Regions from separate parts of the Homo sapiens genome. Here all the other regions are linked to region 1. Evidence: chromatin loops called from intact Hi-C (ENCODE). Cell type or tissue: endothelial cell of umbilical vein. All regions are shown on one strand. Region 1 overlaps BCR (BCR activator of RhoGEF and GTPase). Region 2 overlaps BCR (BCR activator of RhoGEF and GTPase). Region 3 has its middle 47 kb from the start of LINC01659.

Evidence for each region. Hi-C counts contacts between places; a loop is a spot of excess contacts. Peaks named below come from ENCODE experiments on the same cell type or tissue, not always from the same donor. Only the 100,000 strongest peaks of a DNase experiment are listed, where the experiment ranks them.
Region 2: a loop joins it to region 1, with 5 times the contacts of the local background. A loop is called at or near these places in 10 of 110 quality-filtered maps.
Region 3: a loop joins it to region 1, with 11 times the contacts of the local background. A loop is called at or near these places in 6 of 110 quality-filtered maps.

Annotation. Positions count from the first base shown.
Region 1 is chr22:23,277,246-23,285,245 of GRCh38, reverse strand. BCR (BCR activator of RhoGEF and GTPase) reads right to left here. Exons shown (of 23, transcript NM_004327.4): 9 at 1,148-1,269; 10 at 45-213. LOC107985554 (a long non-coding RNA gene) reads left to right here. Exons shown (of 3, transcript XR_001755448.2): 3 at 1-51. Among named protein-coding and RNA genes, the nearest start is that of LINC02556, 45 kb to the left of the region's middle. RefSeq lists silencers at 3,152-3,201, 5,183-5,490 and an enhancer at 3,592-3,701. In endothelial cell of umbilical vein, a CTCF peak has its summit at 3,243 (motif pointing right); DNase peaks (open chromatin) are centred at 2,905 and 3,235; H3K27ac peaks cover 1,851 bases.
Region 2 is chr22:23,212,480-23,220,479 of GRCh38, reverse strand. All of the region lies in intron 1 of BCR (BCR activator of RhoGEF and GTPase), which reads right to left. Among named protein-coding and RNA genes, the nearest start is that of BCR, 36 kb to the right of the region's middle. RefSeq lists enhancers at 1-18, 106-185, 2,123-2,912. In endothelial cell of umbilical vein, no CTCF peak of the experiment used is centred here; DNase peaks (open chromatin) are centred at 1,479, 2,609, 4,449, 6,329 and 1 weaker place; H3K27ac peaks cover 7,508 bases.
Region 3 is chr22:23,382,800-23,390,799 of GRCh38, reverse strand. It overlaps the pseudogene ZDHHC8BP. Among named protein-coding and RNA genes, the nearest start is that of LINC01659, 47 kb to the left of the region's middle. RefSeq lists enhancers at 1,345-2,202, 3,767-4,749. In endothelial cell of umbilical vein, a CTCF peak has its summit at 4,713 (motif pointing right); a DNase peak (open chromatin) is centred at 4,739.

The DNA of each region.
Region 1 (8,000 bases):
ACTCTGACCACACCAAACCCGGCCCTTGCTCCCCTGGTGTGCACCTTCTCTCTCTGGATGTCATTCTTGATCTGGGAGATCTTGATCTTCAAAGCGTCCAGCTCCTCATCGGGCACCAGGGGGATGTTGGGCACTGCCTCCAGTTCATCCACCATCTGGAAGCTGAGATCCGTGAGCGGAATGTACCATTTGCAGTCATACTGCTGCGTTTTGCTGGGGATGGGGAGAGAAGAACGTTCACATGCACCGACTGCCTTCTATGGCTGATGTCACTGCTGTCAAGAGCCCAAGAGCCAGTGTTCTCGGCCATACATGGTTTACCTGACCTAAAACCCAGCACGTGTTCCATGGGACAGACTGGGATGAGGCCACTGGCAGGTGCCAGGATTCCTGGGAACAGACACTCTGAACATGTGACCGCAGGCCCCAGGCATCTCAGGAGTCTAGATCCACCTTGTCCTGAGCTGGCTCTAAGGTTGAAGGCTCATGTGGGAGCACATCAAGGCTGCACAATGACAGGACAGGACTGAAATCCACCCCCAGGGCCGTAAAGTTTGAGGGACTACAGATCTAGCTGGCGTCATCCCCTCGCCTGACAGATGGGGGAACTAAGGCTCTCCTCTGAGTTGACTGATTAAACCCACTCAGCAGGGCAACGGCAGGATGCAGGAAAGAGCCCCGTGCTGGTCCTTCCCAGTGTGGCCCTCTTTGCTCCATTCCAACCTGGTGCAACCTGGGTGAACCCAGGGAGGAGGGAGGAGGGGAGTGTGTGCACGCCTATGCCGAGGATAACTCGGAAAGCCACCACCAGGCTCGGGGAGACAAGGAGCAGCCACCACCCAGCACTGCCTGCAGCCCCTGATCTCACGCTTCCCGGATGGGTCCTGAGGTGACCTTTCTGCAATAGTGCCGGAAGCCACGGTCGGGTTTACCCCTCACTACAGGAGTCAAAGCTGGTCACCCTGATGCCCCATGACGTCTCCAGATTGCTAGTGACAATCTTTAACCTGGAGCCTGGCATTGTGCCCAAGTAGAAACGGAATGTAACGAGCTACATCACCACTGACCTCCGCCATGACAAGACCCTCCATGACCTGGAGAGTCAGGGTGGGGTCACTGCTGGGACAGGGGCCACATCGTCACTCACCCTCCGCTCTGCTTCTTGAGCTTGGTGCAGAGAAGCAGGTCGGTGAACAGGAAGACGTGGCGCAGCTTGCGGGCCCCCTCCACCAGCTCCACCATGAAGCTGTCCTTCAGCAGCTGCCGGTGCTGCAGGCACAGGGAAGGCTGGGGTCAGGGCCAGCCTGGGGTGATGGGTGGGGGGTGTTCGGCCCTCCCAGCCCAGCAGGAGCAGGTTGACCCAGAGACATTCTCTCCCTGGGAAGATTTCACTCCCTCCACATCTGACCCTCACACCCACTTTCCAGAACGTTTTGTTCATCTCACTGTCCTGCTAACACATCAGGGCTTATGTGTAACTTCTTTGTTCAACAAATTTCCCAATCCCTCCTGTGTGTTCAGCCTTTGGAAGAGGGTGGGAGGATGGGGGAGAGGGGGAGGTAATGGGTGTGGGTCTGAAGGGGCACACAGCCAAGCAAACAGTCTGCTGTGAAGATGGGTGATGGGGGGACCCTCTTTAAACAGGGAAGCCAGTGCCTCTCTGGGGTGGCAGCTGGAGATCCAGAATTGGCAAGAAGCCAGCCATGCCAGGAGCAGGTATTTCTGTAGAGGGACCATCTCAGGCACAGGCCCCTGTGGTGGGGAGAGATTGGTGCCCGAGGTACAGATGTGGCAGTATGGTCTATGGGTGGAGACAGGCCCAGTGCACTCTGAAAAGTGGCAGCCCTCGAGGTCACAGCAAGGGTTGGGCCTGGTTCTGAAGGCAGCAGGAACTGAGGGTCCCACATGTGGAACTCCTAGTCCTCCCAACTAGACAGGATGGATAGGGTCCCCGGTGTGCACGGGCTGCACCTCTGACACCTGCCTGGACACCTGCGGCCTGAGAAGGGTGCCTTTCTGCATCTTGGTCTGCATCTGAAAGGCAAGGGTCGGTCCTTCTTGCTCAAGGGGCTGCTGAATGGGCATGTCTAGGTAAGTCACCCCTGCCTGGTACCTCACAGGGTTGGGCGCTGTGCCGAGGGTACAGGGACAGGAGGAGAGGCTGTCGCAGCAAGCCTTCCCCACGCTGGGACCAGCGCACTGCACGAGCACATCGCCTGAATTATTTGACCCAATCCCCACAACAGGCTGTAGGCAGGTCCTTAATGAGAAAACAGAGCTTCAGGGAGGTCCACCCTCTGTCCCAGGCAGCGCAGAAAGAGAGGGGTAACATTCACAGGCCTCTACCCTCAGGAGTCCACAACCTCGTGGCAGAGAGGCCAAGTGTTTAGTGGGCACCCAGCCCACCTGGTCTCAGGGAAGGCTCACAGGGAGGACGACGCCCGCCCTGCACTGAGAGTCAGAAGGGTTGGCAGGGGAGGCACATACAACAGAGAGTGTGAAAACCCAGTGTCTCCCCGCAGGCGGTGCACCTGTCCTCATCTCGAGAAGTGATGAGGCCTTGTGCTCTCAGGGAGCCAGGCTGGTCCTGGGGCCAGACCAGGCACCTTGCCCTGCTGTCACCTGCAGCCTGAGGTTCTTCTCGGGGAGCCTCGGTCTCTCTGAACTTTTCCCCCATTCTGGGGCCGGAGGCAACAGAGCTCCCCATTTGCAAGAACAGCCTGGGCCAGTCCTCCGACACTCTCAGAGGTGGAGGCTTCATGTCACCATCATAAGCAGCTTGGCTCACGACAGGCAGCCGGCTCTTGCGAAGGGGAACCAATGAATTACGCAGGGGCTGCTGGTGCCCATAAGTGGAAGGGTAGGAAGGCTGCCGGCGTGCCAAGGCCATGACTCATCGGCACTCACCCACACCCCGCCTGCCGAGGGCAGACGGCTGCCTGGTGACGGCACCCACGGGAAGCAAGAAACAGCATGTGCACCTGGAGAAACATCATGTAGAGCTGGAGCGCTGAAGCCGGGTAACCCAAACTGCTGGGTCTGCAGTGGGGACCAGATCTGGGTAGGGTCCCAGGACACTGAGGTCCTTCGGGAAGGACTGCAGTAGGTCCTCTTGGCAGGGACACAGCAAAGGGCCTCCCGGCCAAGGAGGAGGGGTCTCAGGCGCCTTCCTTCTGGGGCAGTGGCGGGGCTGGATGGCAGCCTTCTCCATACAAAGGCAGTGAGCTTCTCGCCATCACCAGCAGAGGGCACCCCATGCTCAGCTCAGAAACTGCAGACCCAGCCCACTCTGCCTGCGGTCAAGAAACGCAGCTCCCTCTCCAGCAGAGGCTGCCCACAACCCACCTAAGGGGCACCCTCGGCCTTCAGCAAGGCTACTGAGTGTCACACTGGGGACCTGTAGCACCCACATGCCGGCTTGCCACGTTGAGAGGACACACAGGCCTGACTGTGGGGAGGAAGTGGCCCCTCTGGGGTGCGGGCTGCAGGCCCGGGAGGCTCGAACAGTGGACTCGGCGGTTTCTGGGCTACTCTTTTGATGCTGCCACAGACTCCCCAACCCCCCACCCACCTGTGCAACTCTCATCTGAGAGAAGCCCGAAAGCCACAGGCAGCCCAGCATGTCACAGCATCTCAGGCCCCGCTCTGCAGTCCCCGTCACTCGGCCCCTGCCTGCCCTCCCAGCCCACACAGCACCAGCACATGGCTGGGAGGCCCACATGGCGTGGCCTATGTCACTCCCTGCCCAGGAGATGTCCCTCTCGGAAGCGCTCAGCAGCCTGGTCCCCGGCCTGGAGTACAGGACAGTTGGCCTTGAGATCAGCACAGGCTTCCTGCATAGCCCACCCGAGTCGTCCTCCAGGGCACACGGCAAGGGTGGGCCGGGGTCACAATCCTGACTGCATCCCAAAGCCGGCATAAGGCCACGTGGCTGGAAACCACTGTCCCCAAGGCTCAGCATCTCAACTAGGGCAAACAGTCCCAGCTGGAGCTGTGGGACAGAGAGGGCCAGGGCCTCAGTGGCCCCGGGACAGGGACGGTACCACACTTTGGCTCCCCGGGGCCATGGGAGTCTGTGTATGAAAAGGGCACAGGGGAAGATCCTATGTGCTCTGCGTCTGTGTGTCCCTGTGTGTCTCCATGTTTCCAGGTGTGTTCATTCTTGTGTGAGTGTGAGTGCCTGAGCGTGCCCTCGTGCGTGGAACCCCACACAGGCCTGTGGCCTGGGTAGGTGTGTGCCCGTGTGTCTCACTGTGTGCATCTCCATGTTTCTGTGTGTGTGTTCCCATGCAAGGGCATGTCCTGTGCGTGTCAGGCCTGTGTGTGTCCTGGTGCAAGTAACCCCGTGTGGGCATGGGTCCCTGTGTGTGCTTCAGAGCGGGGCAGGGCAGTGGGACAGCAGGCCCCAGTTGGCAGGACAACACTCCCTTTGGGGAGCCCCCCCACATCCCAGGTGGGAAACACCAGTTGGAAGAAACGCCACCTGTCTTCTTGAATAACTAAAATCATCATCCCCACAGGAGCCCGCAGAAAGCAAGGGTGGCCAGGACAGCCTGCATCTTCACTGTCCCGAGCCCACCCTTCTCCTTCTCTGTGACGATGATGCTGGCTATGCTCCTCCATTTCTTGGAGCCTCTGTTTCCTTAAACATGATGGGGTGAGAAAGACCAGTCTGGTGGTATGTTCTGAGGATTAAATGAAACTGCGACCTGCAGGGCCTCACACGGGGCTGTCACCCTTCGCCATGTCCTCTGCAGGTGGGAATGTGACAGTCACAGCTTCCCATGAATCACACCACTCACTCCTCACCAGGACTCTACAAGGCAGGCACCATAACCCTGATTTCTACACACAAGGAAACTGAGGCCCTGTGAGGTCACATTATGTGCCCTGTCTTCTGAGGAGGGGGTCGCATCAGGCTGGTGGGAGTGAGGAGGGGCACCTCCTTGCTAAGGGGACTTCCCCCAGGCCAGCTGCCTCCTCCAGCTGTTGCCAGTGCAACATCACCCCCAACCCCAGGCACAGCCTATCCAGGGCCTTCCCAGGAAGGCCAGTCTGGAAGAAGCATACTGTTAGGGCTGAAAGTTTCTGTCCCCCTCAGAATTTATGCTGAGGCCCTAACTCCAATGGGCTGGTATCTGGAGGTGGGGCCTTTGCGAGGTGAGTAGGTGTAGATGAGGTCATGCGGTGGAATCCATGTGATGGGATGAGTGTCCTCATAAGAAGGAAAAAAAGAGAGGTCCTTTTCTCTCTCCATGTCCACTCCCAGGAAGGCCATGTGAGGGTACAGTGGGAGGGTGGCCGTGCTTCTCACTGCCCTCATCAGAACCTGACCCTGCTGGCACCCTGCCGGATCTCCAGCCTCCACCACTGTGAGAGGTAAAGGCCTGTGTGTGAGCCTCTCAGCAGATGATACTTTGTTACAGCAGCCTGAACCGACTACGACATGCTCCAGGAATCAGAGACCATGGCTCCATGGAGATGCTGGAAAACTTCCCCAGGTACACGAACTACAGTCTGATCATCAACAAATCAGCAGGGCCTTGACTGGTGAGACAAGGAAAAGTTGCCAAAGAAGCCCACATAGCAGCTGAGGAAGTGGAGAAGGAAGACGGCCCAAGTGAAGACCAAGGTGGAGCTTCCAGCTGCTGGCTGGTGGGGGGGCCCTGGAGGCAGCCAGTGGCCTCAGCCCCCGCTACCCTGCCCCCAGAGCAAAGCGCACACCCCTGGAGACCTGGCTGAGTGCCACTGAACTGGCTGCCACTGCCTGTCAGTGGCCCTGTCTATGCAGGGATGTGGCAGACTCCAGAGGTTTGGCAGTGGGACCAGGAGCAAGGAGGGTCACCAGGCAGGCCAATATACACTGCAGCCGAGAATGAGGTCAAGGGTCCTGCTCGCCCTTCCCTCCCTCTCACCTGCTCTTGACTTGCCCTCCCTGCAGACTCTCTGGTCCCCAAGAAAGCCTCCCATGGCCAATCTGGCCGAGAAAGTTTCCTATGCCCTGAGAGACACTATGCCAGGAGGAGGGTAGGGCAGGGCCTGGGAAGAACAATGCTGGCTGACAGCCACAGTCAGGGTGGCTGGTAGCAGCTAATGTTTGCTGAGCTCTTTCTGGGTGCCAAGAAGGTGTGAAAAGAGCATGACGTAAAACATCTCATCTCACTCCACAGAACCCTCCCATGCAGCAGGCTCCAGCTCCACCACTTCCTGGAGAAGAAACAGCTAAGAGGTAAGCAACGTGCCCACGCTCCTGGAAGGAATTAGAACTTGGCCCAGACAAGCCGAGAACCCAAGCTTTGTTTGCCAATGTTTATGAAGGGCCCAGAAAGGCCCAGCCCTCGACATGGGCACTAGCCTTGCACTTACAGCTTCTGTTTGGTGTCCAGTGGAGCTGAGAACCCCACCCATCCTGTCTTCACCCCTGGGGTGGGCACCTCCCTCTCCGTAGCACCCCTTGCAAACTTTGCCAACAGGGTCTGGCTTCTCCAACTGTTTTCCAACTCTTTTTTTTTGAGACGGAATTTCACTCTGTTGCCCAGGCTGGAGTGCAGAGTGCAATGGCGTGATCTCAGCTCATGGCCACCTCCGCCTCCCAGGTTCAAGCAATTCTCCTGCCTCCGCCTCCGGAGTAGCTGGGATTATAGGCACCTGCCACCATGCCTGGCTAATTTTTGCATTTTTAGTGGAGACGGGGTTTCACCATGTTGGCCAGGCTGGTCTCAAAGTCCTAACCTCAAGTGATCCACCCGCCTCGGCCTCCCAAAGTGCTGGGATTACAGGTGTGAGCCACCATGCCCAGCCTGTTCTCCAACTCTTTAATCATCAACTGAAAGACCTTGGTTCTCCTCTGCCCGAGCCTCACCATCTCTCAGCCTCAAGCCTGCACTGGTGGTACTTCCCTCCTCCAGGGCCTTCCTGCAGCTCCTGTTTGGACTGCTGTCTGTGTTCTTCCTAAAAGAGGGGCCTCTGCAATCCCAGGCAGAGAACGGGTATTGGAGGTCAATGCCTGGCTGGCTCTTGGGAAACAGAACATCCAAACTGGATCGTCCGCTATGCTTCCGAGCCCAGGCGGAGGGGGTGCTGAGCAGCACGTGGTGCCAAGGCTCCGAGTAGACAGAGAGGCAACCACGTGGGAAGTCACCCAGCAGTGGGGATTGGTTATCTAACTGTGAAGTTAATTCACCTAAACAAATGAGCGCCACCCACCAGCCCTCAGAACCCAGGCCTGGAAAGAAACTGTGCCTGCGGGATCCTTTGATCCTGTCATTTTGGGAAGGCTAAGGAGGGCATTCTCTTGGGCAGCACCTGTGGCTCACGGCCCCCAGGTGTGCTTGGGCCAGGATGCCAGGAAGCTGGAGCACCTGCCGGCCACCGTTCAGCATCAGGGAGCTACCTGGAATGCAGCCCAAAGTCACTGTTCCCCAAAGAGCACAGCCCTGGAGCCATGGGATGTGGCTGAAAAGGGCAATGAGATTATAGGAGCCACAGTGGGGGTCTGGGGCTGGGGTGGCTGACCCTGCAGAGGGCTCATACCTGGGCCTCTCCTCGATGCCAGACTTGCCCAGGCTCAGCAGGTAGCAATGGGCCACCTCCCAGGAGGCCCAGTAGTGACTGCAGGAGAACCTCGAAACACCCAGGCCAACAGAAGCAGCTTTCCTCTTGACATCAAATGCCAGGGAAGACAGAAACAGCCCCAACCCCTTGACACACTCCCAGCAGCAGCAGCAGCAGCAGGGGATGGGGTAGTGTGCGGAGCTAAAAGGGACATCTCTTCCTCTTTCCTACCTCCAGGTAGTGCAGGAACAAGAGGAGGGGTGGAAACGTCCTATCGGCTCACAGAGGAGGAAGGGAACCAAAGAGTAACACACCCGAGGGGCACACAGGCGGCCAGGGGCCCATGGCCTCACTCGCATCCTGGCTTAGCTACTTAGTGGCTGTGTGACTGGGCAAGACACTCAACCTCTCTGAGTCGCAGTTTCCTCATCTGTAAAAGGGAGATC
Region 2 (8,000 bases), 65 kb after region 1:
CATACCTGAACCCAACCTGGAAGCAAATGCTGCTCCAAGACAGTTATAGCCACTGAACCAAATGACCCAGGCAGAGAGGCAGCAGGAGGTGGCAGACACAGAGGCCATTCCCTGACACCTGGCTCTGGCTTCTCCAAGATAAGTCATTCACCCCTCCTCCCCTAGAACCAAACATGCAGCTGTCACTACAGCAGGGTCAAAATCCCATGGACGGTAGGTGAAACTTCAGTGTAACCTTCCTCCTTTCAGAAGTACATTCGACAGAGGGAGGTAGATCCTGTTGGTCCCCATGCAAGGGGTGAAGTGGTTCAAGCACTATGGGAGTGGGGGCACAGCAGGACCCCCGCATGCTCTGCTAGACATGGAGCTCTAGAGGGAACCGTGCCCACACAGCCTCAAAGGGCAGGTGGCAGAACAGCCCCTCCCCTCTGTGCAGCCACACATGACACCAGCCAGCCCCAAGGGGCCGTGTCCTTCGAGTCAGAAGCAATGGTAACAGGATGACTCAATGCTCCAGGAACTGCAGACTTGGAGGCGAGAAGGCGGTGCACACACAAGTACCAAAGGGAGCCCAGGAAGGAGGCATGAAGGAGCGGCTGAGAGCGGCCGGAGGAGGGAAACAGGTTACATGCAGGTCGGGGACAGAGAACTACATGGGGTGGGATAATAGTGGTGACTGCAGAAAGTAGCCTCAAAGCTGGACACAGAGGACAGAGCTGGGCAAGTGGAGACATTGTGGGGGACATTCTAGGCAAGGAGAGGGGGTGCAGGAAGCACACAGAGGGGTGGCGGGGGACTCTCAGAGCTAGCAGAGAGGAGGGAGCTGTGCTCCCGCACCGCCAGTGCCCACGAGCGTGGAGGGTCCTGCACACCTGCCTGCCTGAGATGCGTGACCTTGACCTTCAGCCCATGGGCAACTCAGAGGTTTGTGAGAAGGGAACAGCGGTCAGGTCCCTGTGAGGATGAATCTGGCCATGCAATAGTGGACCTGGGCAAGAACCAGGGACAGAGGCCAAGGGTGGGACAGGGTCACAGCCAAAGGGACAAGGTCAGACTGCCCCGCTGGGTTCCACATAGGGATGACTCTGGAGCCATGGTGGGGAGAGGCTTGGGATCCGGGGGGAGGCTTTGTGCTAAAACAACATCGTCTAACATAAGGAACAGAGCTTGAAAATGCCAGCCGCCCATTCAAGTGTCTTTGGTGGGCACGCTCAGCTTTCACCGACTCACTGGAATTTTCAGCCTTGAGAAGCACCTACCCAGTTGGAAGACACACCCCACCAGGGCCATCTGTCGGCTTAAGGGCTTTGCTGCTTCACTTTCTCCCCTCCCCCTGGATTATTTTTAAAAGATTAGGTTTCCTGTTTTCACTGCCTGGTTGGCCTGGCCCTCCGTCCATCCATCCATCCATTGTCACAGCCATTAGGGCAGCGGCATGGCAGGAATGGGCTGGAAGCGCAGGCCTTCTCAGCTCCATAACGAGGGATCAGCCACCTCCTCACCCGGCACCAGCTGGCCGCTCTGTAAACACCGCTTCCTCCCTGAGCAGGGCCGGGCTGCGACCTCACCCTCGGCAAGGGGCCTCTTAATGAAACAAGTCAACAGGCAATTTTTCCTAACTGCTGACAGCCACTCACCCTCAGAATGTGCTCATTCCAGGACAGAAAAAAACAGCCCTTTACAGGAGTCCCCTCTGCCTTGCCTCCCCTCCACCAGCATCGGAGGGCAGGCGAACCAGGCTGTCCTGGGTGAAGCCCCATGGGTCCTCACTATGAGGACACAGGTCCATGCCTGTCCAGTCACTTGTGGCTTGAGTGGTGATCAGAGATCAGCACACTGTTCAGCTTGTCCCCACACGAGTCCCACAGCTGAAGAACAGCCACCAGCCTCACCTCCGCACCCTGCCACTGAGCAGGCCAGACCCCTCCTCACCATCAGACCAGAGACTGGCAGGGACTGAGGTGGTGGCTTCCCAGCTCTCCGGTCCCACAGTGGCCCCGTGCCAAGGCTGAGCAGGGACAACTAGTGGGTGGGAGAGCTTCCACCAGCTTTACCTGCCTTACATAATGGGGGTTCCCCTGGATATTGTCTGATTAAGAGCTCTATGGCTAGCAAGTAAAAAGTTTAAACCCGGTGGGTTAGGGAAGGGAACACAGTTTCTGGTCACCCTGGGCGTGAGGCACTGTCCCGGGTCACCTCCTGCAATCCTCACATGCCCCAGATGCTTACCCAGCTCCGGGGGCTCAGACCTGCCTGCCCAGATCTGCCTGGAAGCCAGGGCACTGGCAGGGCCTGAGGGTCAGGTCAGAGCACAAACCCCACACCAAAGGGACAGCACTGGCATCGTGATGACAAGGGGGTCCAGAATGAAGAGAACAGTGAGGGGAGGGATGCCAATGCGACAGGGGAAGGATTCCTCTGGTCAGAGTAGGGTTACTGCAGGCCCGAAGTTTCCCAGGAGCCAGGCCCATTTGCCCAGAGCAGGTTCACAACCCTTCCCTGCAGGGCCTGACTCTCCTCCCCAAGGCAATGTAGGAGCCTGGGCCACGGCTCTCCCACCAGCAGGATCTGGACGTCAAGGCCTTTCCTGTCCGAGCAGGCGGCCACAGCTGCAGATCACCGCCTACCCGGGATCCCCGCCTTCATGGGAGTGCCCTCCCTCCAGGTCTCACGAGCATCCCACACGTAGGCAAAGTGCGGTTTCCCATGTATTTATTTATTCCACTATTTATTTTCAAACATTTACAAACTTACAGAGAACTTGTAAGAGTCCAAATAACCATCTGTTTAGGAAAACAATGACCTTCAAAAGGAGCCTGAAGGATTGACAATTCCATGTTCCCCACCCACTTCCCTAACTTCAGTCAACCAGACAATACTGTCCTTGGACACCAGGGTTCCCACCGATGCCCCCTAATCCTACATAAGTATGGTCAGCTCTTGCAGGCTGAGCCCCACGCCTACCTTACAGAGGAGGCCAACCAATGCCCCCATGGCCTGGGTCAATTCATGTTGAACCCAAGGCCTATCCACTCCATCAAGGTCAGCAAGGCGAAGAGAGAGCACCAGAGCTTGAAGGTACCCCATGGTGTGGTCACTATCTCTGGATGTCTTCTTCCCGAAGGCCAGGCTGCAGAGGTTCTGCACTGGCCGAGCCTGCAAGTTTATGGGACCTAACAGTGGATCTGACACCCCAGCAATCTTGAACTAGGAGTCCAGTGGATAACATGCTAAGGATTTTTTACTTTGAACCTACTATATAACATGGCAACAGCAAAAATCTAAAAAAGTCATCCACAACCTCACCTCCTCTACCAATGGTCTAGGATCATTTTCCCACAATCACTTCCAGTCCTTGTCCTGTGACTGTGTAACTAAAATCCTGTGGTGGGAGCAATCACCAGAGCCCCTGAGAATCATGCCTTGTGTCCACGCCGTGTGTCCACATGACACTGCTGCTCCTCCCATCAAGAGGTAGAGTCCAGCTTTCTACCCCCGCTTAGATCTGGGCAAGACTTGCGACACACTGTACCAACAGAATCCGGTGGAAGTTCAGCTGAGAAGTTCCATAGCCCAGGCCTCAGGAAGCCCTGCAGCATCCACCTTTGCTCTTGGAACCTAGCCTCCATGAGAAGCAACTCAGGCTTCACTGCAGAACAATGACGGACCACAAGGAGAGAGAGGTCTCAGCCTTCCGGTGTCCCTACCAAGTCCTTAGCTACAACGGTTAGGCCACCTCGGATGCCAGCGGCAGTCAAACCACAAACTGAATACAGTCACATGACCAAGCCTGTGTGACAGCAGAACCACCTCATACCAAGCCAGATGGCACTGCGATTAAATCGCATTGTTTTAAGCCTCTAAACTTTGGGATGGTTTGTTACCGAACAAGAGATGACTGATACAAATCATCACACTTTGGGCATCTCACTTTTTCCACTTATGACAATGTTCCACGTTGCTAATTCATTTTCATCCTTACCATCGGATGATGACAGAATCGTCTACCAAGCTAATGGAACCCCTTTTGTATTACAGGATGCTCAGTTTGTTTCCAGCTTTCCACTGTTATGAATACAATGAATAATTTCACATAATACTACCATAAAAGAAAAGGGGGAAGCAATTTTCCTTAGGAAAATGCCCTAGGGTGGAATTACTGCGTCTGAGGTTATAAACATGGTGATGCCTCTTGAACAATGTAAGCGCAGAATTCAAAGTGAAAGACATCCTTGTAGCATGATTTTAAAAGGAGGCAGTGAGTACACTTGGTTTTGCAGAAACACAGACATTCATGTTCTGAAGCCAGGCCCCACAAAAATCGGTGGTGTTGCCAACGCTTATCAGAGCCACTCAGACTGGACCAAAGCGGAAAGAACTCGGAGCACCTATCCATAAAACGTGCCCACAGCTTCCTCCGAAACACTCAAGGGAAACAGAAGGTTACATATAAGACATTTCTCAGTTAGACTTGGTAATTACCAGCTCAGCCAGATTTCCTAAACATGGCAAAATTAAAGGGAACGTGGTAATTCTAGAAAATGACCCATGTTTACAGGAAAGGGGAAATTCCTGGAGTCTCAGTCACCATCTAACTCCTGGATTAACTGGTCCCCTATCCCTTGTACACATGCCCATCCCCTGAAGGCAGGCTCTAACTTCAGTTCCTGAGCTGCTGAGTGGGGGTGCAGAACCACTGTCCCAACCCACGAAGAAGGCCCCACTAGACCTTCCACTTAGTTCCACTTAGGAGGCAGTGTCATAACTAAGCGGGGTCCCTGTCCTACCGCCACTCTGCCTTCATCACTGACTGTTCCAAGGACAACAAGCCACCAGGTTTGTGCCTGTCCCCATCAGCAGATGGAATTACACTGTAACACTTCCCATCTTCCCTGAACCATATCTGAGGCTCACCACTTCCCAGAAATGGCTGGCTCAAGCTCCCTTGGCAGAGAAGGTGGCAGAAAACAGGTATGGGGCTTGCAGCCAGAAACCCTCCTTTCTAAGAATTCCCGCCCTCTTTATCAAGTAACCTGCTACATTCCAGAAAGCTGTGATCATGGTAGTTACTCAAGAGAACCGGGAAGGTTCTCCCCTCTCCCATTAATGAGCAGATGGCTGAGTGGTACCTGGGGCACATGTGCAAGACAGACCTGTTTGCAAGGGGTCAAGAGTAAAAGCATGTATACCCGTGTTCACAGCAGCATGCTTTACAAAAGGCAGAAACAAGCCAGGTGTCCATCCACCAATGGATGCATAAGCAAAATGCGGTGCAGACATATAATGGAATATTATTCAGCCTTAAAAAGGAAGAAAATTCTAATACATGCCAAGGCAAGGATGAAACTTGAGGACATTATGTTAAGTGAAATAAACCAGATGCAAATGGACAAACGCTGTAGGACTCCACTCATATGAGGTCTCTAGAGTAGTCAAATTCATAGACATAGAGTAGGATGGTGGTGGCCAGGGGCTGAGGGAGGAGGGAGTAGAGAGTTGTTTACTGGCTATAAATGGGTACAGACCTTCAGTCTGGGGAAGATGAAAAAGTTCTGGAGATGGATAGTGGTGATGGTTGCCCAACACCATCAATGTAGTTAATGTCATGCATCGATCGTATGCTTAAAAATGGCTGAAGTGGTAAATTTTACATTATGTATAGTTCATCATAATTTAAAAAGAAAAAGTAAAAACAAAGCCCAGCCTACTTTGACCCCTTCCAAATGCAGGTTTGGACAATGCACGCTCACAAACGCCGACTCTGTTTCTCTGCTCTGAGAAGGAAATGGTGCCAGGTTCCCTGCCTAGCCAACTCCACCTAAAAGAAGACATGGACAACACAGGGAGCCGATCCCCACAGAGCATCCTCACAGCTTCCCCGTCCCTACCCTGGGAGGGCACACGAAGCACGAAATAATCCGCCTGAGCAGAGAGACAGTCCGAAGGAAATGCAGGTCCTCCTGGCCATGGCACAGGCCACAGAGGTGGAAGGCTGGGGCTGCCAAGAGCAGCACCTCCCAAGCCAGGTCCTCAGAGCCCAGGTTGGGTGGGGAGGCTGAGCTGGGCAGCCTTCAGGACCTGTGGCTCCTCTTTCATCTTTTTCATATACTGGGGGGTCATCTGAAATACCATTGGCAAAGAAGGGATCTATCCCTAAAATAAAACCATTTGAAAACAATTATTGCTGAGAAATGAACACTCCGGGCCTTTCCAACTCTGATGGAAAAAGACAGCTTCCCATCTCCCACTTTAACCCTCACAAAAAAAAAAAAACAAACCAAACATCCAGCCAGCTGATAAAGCAGCCAACATCCTCTCCCGCTATCTGTCATAACAGCAACTACGATAACAACAATAAAATGAGAATAACAAATGTTATTAAGCACTCAGGGCATGCCAGCAGCCACGCTAGGTGCTTTTTTTTGCACACCTCATCTCTAATCTTCACAGCAAGTTCCTGAGTCAACGACTAGTGGGATTTCTATTTCACAGATGAGGAAACTTACTGTATTTTACCCATTATCAGGCATGCATTTTCCCCAAATTTCAACATAATTCAAAGTGGAATCTCGCATCTCTGCCTCTCGCAATGATAACTGGGAGTACTGTCTTCCTCCTCCTTCTTCTTCTTTTTTTTTTTTTTTAAGAGACAGGGGTCTTGCTCTGTTGCCCAGGCTGAAGTACAGTGGTGCAATCATAGCTCACTATAGCCTTGAACTCCTGGGTCATTCAGGCGATTCTCCTGCCTCAGCCTCCTGAGTAGCTAGGACTACAGGCATGCACCACCACGCCCCAGCAATTAATATTTTTACGTTTTTTTGGAGAGACGAGCTCTCACTTTCTTGCCCAGGCTGGTCTCAAACTTCTGGCTTCAAGCAATCTTCCCACCTTGGCCTCCCAAAGAGCTGGGATTACAGGCGTGAGCCACCACGCTCAGCCTGCTGCCTCCTTCTTAGTGGCACATCCACTCACGGTGTGCCTTACCCTAGAGGGGATCTCAAAGTGAATGACATGCTCAGTGCACAGGCTGGGACCTGGCTCAGCGTCCCTCCGGAATTTGAGCCCATAGCTGCTGTGCCTGACCATCCATTAAGGGAACGACTCTCCACACCTCTCAGCCCAGCCCGACTCCTGCACGGAGGCTCACTCAGGGCCCCCAGGACTCAGGAGCACAAGTCAGCAACGCTGCCATCCCACAGCCTGGCCAGTGCCTACCCTGGCAGGCAGAGCCTTGGATGTACCCAACCAAGGACAGCCAAGCTCAGGGCCATGATTGTCTGTGGAGAGATGGCTGCAGGGGTCAGCCACATCCTCTCCGGGAAGGCTTTCCTGAGAGCCAGACAAGCAAGGAGACAGTCAGGTGAATGAGCCCAAGCGTCAGAACAAAACTAGACAAGGGAGGTTCTTGTGGTACGTCCCCAGGAGCAGCACTCCGTGAGGAAGCCCGAAAGCCTCCCAAATTAGAGAGAATGCCCATCTGATTGCCAGTCCTTGTCCTTTTTGAGGCCGGCAGCCTCCCAGGAATCAAGTTAAAGCTGCCGTCCCTCACATTGCCAAGTTTTCTGCAGACAAGACACTGATTTATGACCAAGTAATTCATATTCTGGTCTGGGCAATATTCAGAACAGGGTGTGCAGCTTGCAGCTGCCACATCTCTTGCCCAGAGAGCAGGTGCATCTATGTTCCTCTTCAGTGAGAAAACAAACCAACGGACAGAGTCATAAATGCCCTCTCCATCAGAATTGGAGTGAGCAGCCCATGGAAGCTGTGTGTGTTGAGAGACACAGCAACGCTCTGGGGTAGGCACAATCCATAAGCCAAGTCCACATGCTCATTCCAAAAGGCCCCTGTGTCCCCAGAGCAAGCACTGCACTTCTGCTGGAGATGCTGGCGGCCCTGCAACAGAGGAGGCTGCCCCAGGCCCCACAGAGCCCAGTGGGGGCTTACTTCAGGCCTTACTCCACTGCTGGGATTTTCTGCACCTATGCAGCAACAACTCC
Region 3 (8,000 bases), 110 kb before region 1:
TACTAAAAATACAAAAAGTAGCTGAATGTGGTGGTGTGCACCTGTAATCCCAGCTACTCAGGAGGCTGAGGCAGGAGACTGGCTTGAACCCGGGTGGCAGAGGTTGCAGTGAGCCGAAATCACACCACTGTACTCCAGCCTGGTGACAGAGCCAGACTGTTTTAAAATAAATAAAAATAAAAAATTGGTTTTGGATTTTAGCAGTCCTGTTTTTCATTTCCAAGACATCTCTATCATTCCCTGAGCTCCCCTCTTCTTGTTCCAGAGAATTCAGTTCTGCTCTTAGGCATAAAGTGGGTTTGGAGGAAGGCGAATCTTTTGCTTTCTGCATTTTCTCTCATGGTTCTTTTTTGTTTATTTAGTCTTGGAACTTCCCATGAGACTCAGTGCTCAAATGTCTGGCTTTTCTTTCTTTTTTTTCTTTTTTTTGAGATGGGGTCTTGCTCTGTCGCCCAGGCTGGAGTGCAGTGGCGCGATCTCGGCTCACTGCAAGCTCCGCCTCCCGGGTTCACGCCATTCTCCTGCCTCAGCCTCCTGAGCAGCCGGGACTACAGGCGCCCGCCACCGCGCCCGGCTAATTTTTTTGTATTTTTAGTAGAGATGGGGTTTCACCGCATTAGCCAGGATGGTCTCGATCTCCTGACCTCGTGATCTGCCTGCCTCTGCGTCTCAAAGTGCTGGGATTACAGGCGTGAGCCACTGTGCCCAGCCTTTTCTTTCTTTTTGATCCCTGTTTATAGGGGAGGCAGGCAGAGCTGCCCGGCACTCCTCTCTCCTTGTTAACTTGAGAAAGCCGGACACCCAGGTCTTGGAAGGGAGGCCTCCTGCCTCCAGGCAGCATCTTGGGCTGCAGGGCTGCAGTCTGGAGTGGGGACAGTCCCGGCTCCCACTCGTCTCGGGCTGCAGGGCTGCGGTCTGGAGTGGGGGCAGTACTGGCTCCCACTCGTCTCGGGCTGCAGGGCTGCGGTCTGGAGTGGGGGCAGTACCGGCTCCCACTCGTCTCGGGCTGCAGGGCTGCGGTCTGGAGTGGGGACAGTACCAGCTCCCGCTGCTGTCCTGCCATGCTTGTTTGCAGCACACGTCTCCTCATACCAGTGACGAGGCTACTGCTTGCCAGCTGCTTGCCTTCTTCCTGCCAGGGTGTCCTGCTATGTCAGCCTCTGCTCTCCACTTCAAGAAGTGTCTTGAAAGATCTTGTCTGCAGAAGACCTCTCTCCTGTTCTCAGTGCCACGTGGGGCCTCCCCAGCAGAGGCGGCTGGATACCTGGCCCTGGCTACTGGAGGCTGTCTGTTAGCTGCCAGAGGGCGGCGGCAGCCTTCAGGAACCTCCCCTGGCCTCTGCCCTGTTCATTCCTTGCTGGAATGTCATGGGTCTCCGGATTTGCTGAGCTCAGAGACCCCATGGGGCAACTTGGGATGGGGGCTAAGGAAGGCCTCTTGGAGGAACCCTGAGGTGAGGTGGCCCTGGGGTGGGGTGGAGGAGGCCTTGAGCAGCAGGGGAGGGGGCTGCCCCCTGCTCTCTGCATCCCTGAGTGAGTGGGGCGGGGCCTGCCCCCTGCTCTCTGTGTCCCTGAGTGAGTGGGGCGGGAGGATGAACCCTGCTCTCTGTCCCTGAGTGCATGGGGCGGGGCCTGCCCCCTGCTCTCTGCGTCCCTGAGTGAGAGGGGCGGGGGGCTGCACCCTGCTCTCTGCGTCCCTGAGTGAGTGGGGTGGGGGGCTGCACCCTGCTCTCTGTGTCCCTGAGTGAGTGGGGCGGGGGCTGGCCCCTGCTCTCTGCGTCCCTGAGTGAGTGGGGCGGGGGCTGGCCCCTGCTCTCTGCGTCCCTGAGTGAGTGGGGCGGGGGGCTGCACCCTGCTCTCTGTGTCCCTGAGTGAGTGGGGCGGGGGCTGCCTCCTGCTCTCTGTGTCCCTGAGTGGGGCGGGGCCTGCCCCCTGCTCTCTGTGTCCCTGAGTGAGTGGGGTGGGGGCTGCACCTGCTCTGTGTGTCCCCAGCCTGCTAGGTGCCCCACAGGGGCCAGGATGCTGAGGAGTGAGAGGTCCTCACAGAGACAGGTGGCTCCTGTAGCAAGGAAGACAACACTGGCTTCCTGGGCGAACAGCAGGGCGGGGTCCTTAGGTCCCACCGTAGGTGCCCAGGCCTAGATGAGCTTCCCCAGTGGCCCCGAGGGGGCGCCCAGGACCCCCTGAATGGCCCAGTGTCCTCCCGTCACCCTTGACCCTGGGCACCACCCTCCTTGGCCTGGAAACCCCAAGTTCCCTGATGCCCCCACTCCTCTCCCCGCCTGTGCCAGGGAAAGCTGCTGCTGTCTCACTCAGCCCTGAAGCCCCTCCTCCCCCAGCCCCTCTCACCCCTCCCTGTGATCCTTGCCAATCACCCTGAGCCCGAGAAGGTCGGGGGGACTCTTGGAGAGACGGGGCCCTGGATCCCCAGCCCTGGGGTTCCCCACTCACGGGGTCATATACGCTAACAAAGGCCAAGCGCCCTGCCAAGCGGTGTCCTGGATTGGGGTGGGCGTGGGGGTTCGCCTCAGGTCCAGGCTCCGGGATGTCGTGCAGGACAGGGCGCGGCTGCGGCGGGGGCACTGGCTGGAAGCCGGAACTCCCGGCCTCGAGGGCGAAAAGTGTGGCCAGAGCAGTGTGCTGGGGGGGCCGTGGCCCCGTTGCCAGGCCGGCGCCTCCCTGGACATCATTTGCAACGGAAGCCGCTTCCTGCCCATGTTGCCACAGTGTCCAGATGGCCTCGAGGAGCCTGGTTCAGAGGGTCTGCCCTGTGCCCTTGCCCCTCCTCTGCTGCCCAGGAATGGGTTGGGAGGGCAAAGAGGAGGAGAGGCTGGGGCGCCCAGCATGGAGACCCGAGTCCTTCCTGCTGGAGCCGGGCTGCAGCGCAGGGCAGGGGCCAGATGGGGCTGTTCTGCTGTCTGCACTGCCGCCTTGATGTTCCATGCCCTAAGCTCGTTTTATTTATTTTCTATTTTTATTTTTTAAAACAGGATCTCACTCTGTTGCCCAGGCTGGAGTGCAGTGGTTCGATCACAGCTCATTGAAGCCTCCAACTGGGCTTGAGGGATCCTCCCACCTCAGCCTCCTGTGTATTGGGGACCACAGGTATGCGCCACCATGCCCAGCTAATTCTTTATTATTTTATTTTTGTGGAGACTGGGTCTCGCTATGTTGCCCAGGCTGGTCTTAAACTCCTGGCTCAAGTGATCTGCCCACCTCAGCCTCTCAAAATGTTAGGATTACAGGTGTGAGCCACCTTGCCTGTGCTTGGCTGTTCCCAAGCTTATCTCAAAAGCCAGGGAACAGGCCCTGAGTGGATGGAACTCGGTGTCACTGGGCTAGCCACAGCCCTCAGAGGACCCTATCTCTGTGCCCCCTCCTAACCTGGGCTCTTGGCCCACACCCACCCAGGCTGCCTGTCAGGGTCTACTCCCTCTCCAGCCCTCAGAGCTGCCCTATGGGGAGGGTTGGGGGTCCCAGGAAACCTGGCCGAAATGGCCATGGGCCCTGGCATGGGCACTACCCTTCATGTCCTCCCAGGGCCTGGGCTGTGGCCTGAGGTGTGAGTGCTCCTTTGCCTCAGGAGGGGAAGAGGTGCGTGGTGGCCTTCGGTCAGGGCCCATGGGGCTCCAAGGGTGGTCTTGGGCCTCCCAGGTTCCCCTAGACTCACAGCCAGGAGGACGGGTCTGCGGGGGGCTGTGTGAGGGATGCGGTGGCCTGCAGAGTGCCCCACCCTGTCCAGGGCCAGGGTGGCGAGTGGACACATGCCCCGAGTGCCGGGCAGCCTCCCCTGCCTTCCCACCCTGTGGGGCACCCCCGAGGGGACAGAGAACAGATGAGGGCTGGGTCCTGGGAACAGGGTGTGGGGGAAGGGCAGAGTGCTGGGGATGCTGAGCCCATGACCTCCCTGTCCCTGGGGCCTTCCCATGTCAGAGGTGAGGCTCAGAGAGGTAAGGGCTCACCTTTTGTCTGCCCCGTCCCCAGCATGGCTAAGCCGCTCCCAGGGTGCGGGCCATAGCAGGCCATTTGTCTCCCTCCTGGGTGAGGCTCTGGACACGGCTTTTCACATTTTTTATTTAGGAATCAGAGAGAGATAAGAATGTCACCTCTCATGGACAATGTGGCCCCAGTAAATGACTGTCAGCCAGGGTGTCCAGGGCTCCAAGGCCCCAGGAGGTGGCCATGCTGGGGCTGCCAGGCCCCTGGCTCCAGGGTTGCCGGGGCTGAACTGAACGTGCCCACCCCTGCCCAGGCCCAGGCTCCTCCCTGTGAGGAGCCCACCGGCTTGGCCAGTCCACCTTCTTGGCACTTCCTGCCCACCTGTCCCTTCTAGTCGGAGCCTGGGGAGACAGTGGAGCCTGGGGAGACAGTGTGGCGAGTGCCTGATGGTCGGTGCCAAGGTCATCTCCCAGGTCCTTGCTGGGGCCAAGAGCCAGGACTCCTTACCCGTCCCCTTAGCTGCCCTGTGCCTGCCCAGCACCTGCTGGGACTAGGCTGCCTATTGGAGCAGGAAACACGGTGCTGGGCTGTGAGCTCCCAGGGCCTGTCTGTGTGTCCCAGTATCAGGCTCCTGGGTTGAGAGAGAGATGGGGGGTGGGTGGGGAGCAGGTGAGGAGCGGCAGGCCCCCTGGAATCCCTCCATGGCCACCCCTTGGTCTCCGGGACTTGTGTGCGGCAGGTACGGGCTGGAGCTGTGGTGCAGTTCCCAGTTTCACCACCAGATGGCACTACGCCCCTGCAGACGCAGTGCCCAGAGCAGGCCAAGTGGTTTGGGAGCTGCAGCTGGAGCATCCAGCAGGGGAAGCTCTGGGAGGTCAGGGGCAGTGCTGGGGGAGCCACCTCCCCACTTGGATCCGAAGTTCTCATGGAGGCCTAGGGCAGGGGCTGACCAGGTAGCCAGAAGTTCCCTTGCTGAGTCTAGGGTGTCTGTCCCACATTTCACATGGAGACGAATCATCCCAGACACCCCGGCACTGTCCCGGGGCAGTTTGCCACCCCTCCCAAGGGGCAGGGCTCCTGTCTTGGGGTCTTCCCAAGCATAGTAGCCTTCGGGCAGCCCCGGCCTGGCCCCAGGTTGTCCCACTTGTCAGTGGGCAGCTGGGGCTGGGGGAGGGGTCCCAGCTCCTGTCCAAGGTCATGACTGCCCCTGACCAGGGTGTGGCAGCCGCTGTGGCCTGGGTCAGTGAGGCCGTGGATGGAGGGTGGCCCGGGTGTAGGCGCTGCTCTCAGCTAAGAGAGACCTCATTTGGAGGAAGAACCAGGAACCAGAGGGATGGCCGGGTTCCCAGCGAGCAGGAGGCCAGCTTAGGGTCAGCAGGGGCACCCTGCAGGGACTCCAAGAGGCAAACCAAACCACATGAAGAGTCATCTGAGAGGGAATGACGGAGGCTGGGGAGGTGGAGCCCCCACCTCCAACTGCTGCCTCGGCCCCCACAGCAGGGGAGGGTGGGAGGCTGGTCCTGGCTCTGCCCTGGGAGATGCCACCTGGGCCTTGGTCTGGGGAGGAGGGCTGGCCGGGAGGCTGGATACGGCCACTGCTCTGGAGTGACCACACCATTTCCACCCTGCTTGCCTCATTCTTCTCATGGGGGCCTCAAGGGGACACACCAGAGGTTTACTGGGGACAGGGCAGGGGAGGGATCTCAGCGCTGGCCTTCTGGGGCCCTGCGTCCACTCTGCCCCTTTCTGACCTGGGCTGGGGCCTCTGCTCTCCTCCGGGCCTGGAGACAGAGCCCTTTTGGAGGCCCTCAGGCCCGACAAGCCTGTTCCTTGGAGCCAGGCTGTGGGCTGGGTGTATTCTGGTGGGATGGGGGATCTGGGGCATGGGGTGGGAGTGGGGCTGGGAGTAGGTTGAGGTTGGTGCCTCAGGCTCTGTGGAATGGGACTGGGATGGCTGCAGACCCTGGGCTTTGGGGTCTGAGCCCAGCCCTGTCCCCAGGCAGGCTGCCCCCTGCAGCCCTGGATTCCCATGTTGGTTGGAGTTGCGATGAGAGGTTCTGGGGCCTCCTTTGCTTCTGTCCAGGACACACAGCTGAGAAGTCACGGTCTGCTGCCTGACTGTGGGGGTTTCAAGCCCCACTGGAGCATCCAGGCAGGCCCTTGGGCGGCAGGGCCTCGTGGGGGCAGGAGGGGACCCTGGGAAGTCGGGAACCAGGCCAGGGAGGGAGAGAAGGCAGGAGCACAGTTGTGGGTGTAGGCACCCACCCCGTCCCGAACGATGTTCCTCCCGGCCCACCCCACTCCAGTCCTCTGGGCCGGCTGCCAGAGGGTGCTGCTTGAGGCCACTTGCTTCCTCAGAAGAAGGTCTCACCTTCAGAGCCAGCCTTTGAGCTCCTGGTGACCTCAGCCTGTTGCCCTTGACCCTGAGTTTGCCTAGATCAAGTGGGAGGCCACTCTTTGGGCCTCAGTTCTCCCGTTCCCAGGGAGCAGGTCCTCTGTCCCCTGACAGCACCCCTCCTCGCTGTGCAGCCACCACTGCCAGGTTTCTGACTAGGCAGTGTTCCCCAGGGGGTGGCTCTGGGCCCTCAGGCAAACAGCCACGCTGGGAGGGGCGGTGGTTTGCACGTGAATAGTGTCACTCGGGTCCTTTGCTTGAAGTTGGCTCTGCTGAGTGCAGCCTGCAGACATTTTCAGGAAACTCAGTCCACAGGCTGGAGGCTTCTGCTTCCCCACAACCCAAACGGCCTCCAGCCAGCCAGAGAGCCATGAGAATCCAGCCACTAGCAACTGCCAGCAGGAAACCCACTACCAGCTGCTCACAGATGGACAGCCCATCCCGGTAGCTGGCCCCACCTCCCCGCCCCTCTGCTGACCAACCCAGCAGCTCCTTGGGTGGGTGTGGCCACCCTGCTGCCCCCACCTGCTCCCGGACCCTGTGCCAGGCGGTGCCTTGCCTCAGCGGGGCCTCGCCTCCCCCAGAGCCGCTCTGCTGCCTGACCTTGTGATATCTTGGGTCCTCTGGGCACTGGCGCAATTGGGTGGGGTCAGCTTTGGCCAGCAAGTGGGGGGCAGGTGGGTAAATCCTCCCTCTCTGCCATCTCCACTTCCTTCCTCCTACCCGGCTTCCCTGCCTTTTCCCCACTCTGGCTCCAGGGTTGCACTTCTCAGAAAGCTGTCGCTGCCCGGCTGCGCACAGGCCTGATTTTCTTGGGAGTCTGGGCTAAGATTCTGACTGGCCCTCCCACTTACCACCCACACCACCACGCAGCTAGCCAGTAACAGGGCCAGGAGTGATCAGGAGGGGGCCCACCTGACCACCCGCCCGGCGCCTCCAGCTGGCCAACTCTGCCCGCTCAGGGCCATGAGCTGGAGGTGCCAGGAGCCTCCCGGGAGGCAGTGTGAGGCATTCTTCTTAGTAAGTCCCGCATCGATGATAAAGGGCAGTATCAGCCCCTCTCTGATGCGCAGTGAGCGGCTCACCATACAGGGGAGGCGTTTAATTTATCTCGGGAACTGGGCGCAAGTTATAAAAATGGTAATTTCTTGGAGATTCAATTACGTGTTTTCATTGTTACCCTCGGTAATCAAGGAAACAATTTTTTATAAAAGGCTGTTGGATGATACTGATCTCAGGAGAGGATCTGGGCCGGGTGGGGGCTTTGGGAATGAAGAGGAGGGCAGTGTCTGCTGGGGGCAGGCAGGGCAAGTGGAGCTGAGCCGTCCAGCCCACCAGCTGTTCCAGCCCTCCAATTCCTCCATTCCTCTCTGGCCTCAGTCTTCCCTTATGCCGATGGGGCCATCTCTGGTAGGGAGGGTCTGGCAGGAGCTGATGAAGTGAGGCATGGCTCCTGGGCCGTGAGGGTGGCTGTGAGGGTAGCTGCGTCCCTGCCCCTCCCTGCCTGGTGCCCGAGCAGTCTCGTCCATCTCCTGAGGCCTCTGCAGGGCATAGAGAGGGGTTCCTCATGGAGTGCGGACCTGATTTTTTTCCCCAAGTGATGTCTTGGCTCTAAATAACATCTCCAGGATTAATGGTGCCAGCCCCCAACAGCACCAGGTGATTGA